Linked DNA regions of Mus musculus: region 1 is linked to region 2. A link is a contact called in ENCODE Hi-C or POLR2A ChIA-PET data. All regions are on one chromosome and are shown on one strand. The core of a region is the stretch at or near the end of the contact, and the rest is flanking DNA. Distances in the headings are between cores, read along the strand shown.

Region 1 (2,700 bases), core at 34-2,533, 43 kb after region 2:
TTGACAACAAAAGTTAGCCACCAGGGGTATTCACTTATCTTGATTCCTGTTTTATTTTTATTTGAGGGCAGGTACTAGGGGGCATAGGAGCCCTTCAGGAGAGCCTCCACGGGATGGGGAGGGGGAAGGCCAAAGTGTCTGGGCAGATGGACATGAGTTCAAAGCCGAGTCTCTGCTGTTTCTCATTCTGTGCCTGTGATTCCTCATTGGTAAGATGGGGACATGGTAGGGCCTTTATGTAGTGTTATGACGGAGGCTCATCTAGACCACACTTCCTGGGCCTTCCAGGCTGTTCTGGGCTCGCTGTATTGGGGCCTCATCTCTTCTTCCTGTTGCTCTGGCAGGTAGGCATTTTCCTTCCCAGCCCATTTTTTAGAAGAAAGAATAGATACCTGAGGTTTGATACTAGGTAGTCAGAAATGCTCAGGAGCCCAGTCTCAGCACCTCCTCTCCTCTGAGTCATTCCCCAACCCCCCCACCACAGACTCCTCAGTGTGTTGCAGCAACTATTGGAGTCACTAGACTGCTGGTATTTAACTGTCAGTGGCTTTCCTGGGAGTGTATAATCCTAGAGTCATCCAGCTCTTGTTGGTCCTGGGCCATCACGATGTTGTACTTGCTGATGCCCATTGTCTGAGGGAGAGAGTTGGAGAAAGAGATGATGCAGGATACAGGAGCAAGTCGGGGGCGGTGGGGGGGGGGAGGCGCTGGCTCAGCTGGCTCTGAGCTCTGCTGCAAATGAGACCATGGAGGGACAAGAAGGACAGAGCCAGAGGTGCAGGCAGCTTGAAGAAAGGCACACAGCTACAGGAGCCCCAGGGGGTATCCTCAGATTTGTGTGTATGCGTGTATATAGAGCTTGTGACTGTATGGGGAGAGGGATGGGGAAGGGTCCTCCCTGCAAAGGAGGTCTTTATCCTCCCAGCATCAGCTGCCAGTTTTGCTTATAATCCAGCAGGCCAGCAGGGATCAGTCAGGTGCAGGTCCCGCACGAGGTTTTTTTCTGGCACATATGTCCTGTCTCCTGTATCACTCTGGTGTCCTCCCGCTCTCCCCCACCCACCATGAAAGTCTCATTGTCTTCCATTCCTTACCTTAACCAGAAAGGTTATGGTGTATCCAGATCTTATGGACTCCAACTGATGATTTATCATTTGTGACAAGAGACAAGGGCTGCCTTCCAGTTTTAAAATTCACTCCACTCTGACCAGACCCAGAGCACCGACCAGGTGACAAGGGACAATGCTTAATCTCCTTTCTTAGCTGAACTGGCTGCTAGCCAGCCCTCTGACATGGCATTTGCATTTATAGCAGGTGTGTAAAAGCACACATGCAAAGCGTAGAGCCTTGCCTGGTGAGGCATGTGTAGAGCTGAGTACATGTTGGTGACAGGAGATGGTGCTTCCTGAAGCTGGTTCCCCATCTCTCCCTGGAGGAACATGGTCTGTATTCATACCCGGCATCCCAGGTCACTCCTTTCCCTGGGTGGGGTAGATCCTTAAGCTCCCCCTGCATTCCTGACAGTGGTCAGGCATCTTGCCTTGCAGACATTGTGTCTCTTGCTTCTCATGAGCACTACCGCCCTGTCTTGTCCCTATTATAGGAGTGACCACAGAACCTCAGAGACGGTCGGTGCTTCGCCCTGTCACATGATGGCAGAGCCAACTTGTATGGCCCCTAGGCTGGAGCTCCCAATCTCCACATGGTAGGGGTGGGTCCATCCATCCGCCATTCCTGGACAGTCACAAAGATGGGGGTTCAGTGCCTGTGGCTTCCAGCTGACATGTGCTTTCCTGGGAACAGGGATCCGGGTACCTCCATGTTCGGGTCTTTTCTGCTTGGAATGAATGGTGAACCCTCTGTTTCATCCAGGGCAGCTGGGGAGTGTGAGCAGGTGTGTTTGTGTCTAGGAGGGTCTCAGAGGGTGCTGCTGGCAGTGAGCCTGAGGCTGGTGGGAGCTGGGAAGGGCACCCAACACCAGGTTGTTTGCTCAGATTCTCTTTCAGTCTCCACCCCCGCACTGCACCTGTTGTGTTCCCATCATCCTGGCTGGGCAGCTGGCAGCTGTCACTGCTCAGGGCACCTGTCCCAGAGGACACCCTCTGGTCTCCATGGCTCTGGTTTCTCTGCACTATGCAGCTCTTTTAGTCTGTGCCCCTGCTTCATCTCCGTCATTCTCTTTCAGACTCCAGCTAGTGACCTGTGTTTTTCTTGGGTCCAGATATAGCTGGAGTTTGGGGGCGGTCTTCCGGGCTCCTCATTCTCCAGGCCCAGCCTAATCGGTCAGGGTAGGGAGGATGGTCCTGGCAGGTCGGCATTAAGCCCTAAATACCAGATGACTCATCACCTCAATCAAATTATCCTTTGTTCTTGACGGAAAACAAACCAAAACAAAACCTCAAACACGATAGATAACATAAGGAGCTGCCTTCCATCTCCTCCCCACCGCCTCTCTCTGACTTCTCCACATGCCAGCCATTTCCCCAGTCTCATGAATGAGAACGTATTTACCCTTCCTTCAGCCAGTTTAGGCTGTTACCTGAACACTGGGTTTGCCTATAGGCTACTCTGAGTCTAGTCACAGAAGACATCAGCCCTGAGTCCAAGTTCTCACCCAGCAATGCCTTGGGAAAGCCCACGCTCTGCTGGGCCTTGCTTGCTGCTCCTGTGAGGTGGACTCAGGACTCCTCTGCCTGCCTC
Region 2 (2,700 bases), core at 51-2,550:
TTTCTAGCTTGCCTGGAGTCTCTGAAACTTAAGGATATAACATGTGCAATCAGAGGAGAGTAAAAGGCAGGACAGGGGGCTAAAGGGGATCAGAGATGATGTCTAAAGATCACAGTAGGATTTTACTGCTGGCAGGCATGGGGATCCATTCACTGTACAAATACTTCTGAGAATCCGCATGTCCCTGCCCTGGGAGCTAGAACACTGTGAGGAAAGTGGCTGGCCGACTCTCCCCTCAGCAAGCTTATTCTCTATCAAGAGAAGCCGAATCTAACCAAGCAGAAAAGGCTACTTTTAGGCAAAGTCATATAAAAGCCACGAAGAGAATGGGATGACCCTATGGAGAATGATAGAGAGAGGCAGAGATGCTTAGCTGGGGTGGTCAGGAAAGAGCTGTGCCTACACATTGAGGATGGGTCCTATGGAGAAACTTCCAGAAAAGGATGGAGGAGATGTCTGTGTCCCACTCATGACCCAGGGCTCACTCTGGATCCGAGTTGGGAAAGTCCGGTTAGAGTGAGCGATGGCCCCGAGAAGCAGCAAGGCTGATGAAGGTGTGAGATGGACAGACGGACTGTCTTCTCCCCCATGATACACTGGGAGAAATAACCGCCCCAGATCCAAGATGACTTCCTGGTCCCTCCTGCAGGTAGCAGTGCTGAGCTACACAGATGGAAGAGTCACGTGAACAGGACATTTACAGACTGCCCCCTTCCTCGAGGAAGCCACCTTGGTCTACTATAGGCTATAGCACCCCCTCTATCCCTTCCCCAATCTCTTAGTTTTCCAGCTGACAGAATAATTCAACTTGGAACCGATATCTCTCTCATGGTTTGTACCTGAGCTGGGTCCCATCGGCTTGCTTCTGGTCTTGTGGTTCTCCGTTCTTGAACATGCAAAGGATGTTTGAACAGTCAGGAAATGGTCTGACTGGGGTTCTGATTGGAAGTTCCAACTACAGCGAAGGGGAGGTGACTGTATTCCTGATCTCAATTGTCTTAATTCATTATCCACTCACTCCTGAGCGTTTTAACACGTGCCAGGCCCTGAATCCCGTGCTAGGGAGCCTCCATTAGGGCTACCTCGCCACGCCCTGGCTCCGGGGCTCCCAGCGTTGTGGCGGTCCTCTTCCTCTTGTTTTCAGGTTCTATGTCCCAGGACAGGGAGACGCTCAACCTCCGAAGCTCCCATCTATTCCTGACGTCAGGTCCGGAGCAGTGCCGCCCCCAACCCTGGGTCCCGCGCGCCTTCGAGAACTTATAGCCAGCGGGAACGCGGCGCGCCCCGAGACCCACATCTGGCAGAGCGGGCGCGCGCGTGTCACTAAGACGCTCATTAACCTGCGCAGCTGTCGCCATAACAACCGGAGCCCCGGAGTCCTGGCGACGCTAGGGCGGGGGTTGGGGGCGGCGGCCTCGGGAGGGACCTGGCGGGAGCGGGGGCGGTCCACACGAGCCGGGCGCTGCAAGCTCACCCGCGGGCGGGAGGGCGCCACGCACGTCGCCGCGGCCGTCCCCGCGGGCGGGGACCGAGCCCGCCGACGAGCCTCCGAGCAGCCGCGCGCCGAGCCCCGACTCTATGGCCCGCGGGGAGCGCGCCGCCGCTGCGCCGCCCACCCGCAGCCGGAATCCGAGCTCCAGCACCAGGCAGAGCGCAGCGGCTCGCGCCGCGGGCCGGGGCCCAGGGGCCGGGCCGCCCCGGGCGCGGGGCATGGGAGCCCGGTAGCCGGGTGGCGCGAGGACCCCCACGGCGGGCAGGACCCGCCGAGCGAAGACCGCCAAGCCCAGGGAGAGCCGGAGACAGCAAACCGCCCGCCCCCGGTCGCAGCCCCGCCAGGGCCCTCCCCTGGCAGCGCGCACCCGCGCGCGCACACACTTGCACACCTTTCCTCCGCTCCTGCCCAGCCTTGCCTGGCTCCCGCCGGAGCACCCCCGGGGGGCCGATGCCATGGGTAACAACTTCTCCAGTGTCTCCTCTCTGCAGCGAGGAAACCCGAGCCGCGCGTCGCGGGGCCACCCCCAGAACCTCAAAGGTAGGCTTCGCTGACCGGGGAGCAATTGCAGGGAGGGTTGCGGCGCAGGTGGAGTGGTGGGCAGGGGTGCGGTTGGGGACGACCGGCAGGTGCCACCTGTTGTGTGCATTTGGAGGGCGGGAGAGGCGCTTCTGACAGTGGAGGTGGGCTGTGGTGGCAGCTGACCGGTGCTGATGGTGGAGATGAGGGAGGATGGCGGTCGGTGGGGGTCTGCGCAATTCTCCTTATCTGCCCTGGCAACGTCACTGGAGTCCCCTCCAGTGATGCTAAGCGGTGAGAAGAGGTGGGAAAAACATTTGCCGGCTGGATAGGGCAGTGTGGAGGGAAACCTAGGTTTTTCCAGATGAGCCTCCCAAGAGAGTCATTGTGGTCTTTTTTGCATTTGCCTAGGGCTGGGGGAGATCCCGCTGGAAGCACTAGTTGCATTTCCAAGCAGAGGGTCTTAGAGATTCAGGACTAGAAGGGCAGACGCGTGCTCCCGGGGTCTTTGCAAGTGGGTGATCTTTTGCACCGTCTGAGTCAGGTTGTTTGGTTTTGTTTGTTTATTTGTTTGTTTGTTTGTTTTGTGCATCCAAAGACAAAGTATCTGGTCTGAACCCTAGAAAGAGGGGAAGGGAGCTTCCAAACAGATGGAACGTTATCGGGAGGGTTTGCTGTCTATGGCCCAT

The links. A loop is a pair of places that touch in the nucleus more often than their neighbours do. ChIA-PET counts read pairs that join two places held with the same protein, here RNA polymerase II (POLR2A).
Region 1: a map of left cerebral cortex shows a loop between it and region 2 (2.5-fold over the local background). The contact joins the enhancer-like site here to the promoter of Neurl1a in region 2. A Hi-C loop is called at or near these places in 3 of 37 maps with a recorded cell type or tissue (all left cerebral cortex). POLR2A ChIA-PET finds 5 or more read pairs at or near these places in 1 of 5 experiments (embryonic stem cell).

What each region holds. Positions count from the first base shown.
Region 1 is chr19:47,220,673-47,223,372 of GRCm38, forward strand. All of the region lies in intron 1 of Neurl1a (neuralized E3 ubiquitin protein ligase 1A), which reads left to right. Among named protein-coding and RNA genes, the nearest start is that of Gm36693, 20 kb to the left of the region's middle. Within about 2 kb of position 1,284, at least 1 of the 3 ENCODE cell types and tissues checked has a DNase peak (open chromatin) inside an H3K27ac peak, as active enhancers do.
Region 2 is chr19:47,177,520-47,180,219 of GRCm38, forward strand. It overlaps Neurl1a (neuralized E3 ubiquitin protein ligase 1A), which reads left to right and starts at 1,301. Exons shown (of 6, transcript NM_021360.4): 1 at 1,301-2,032. The coding sequence starts at 1,948.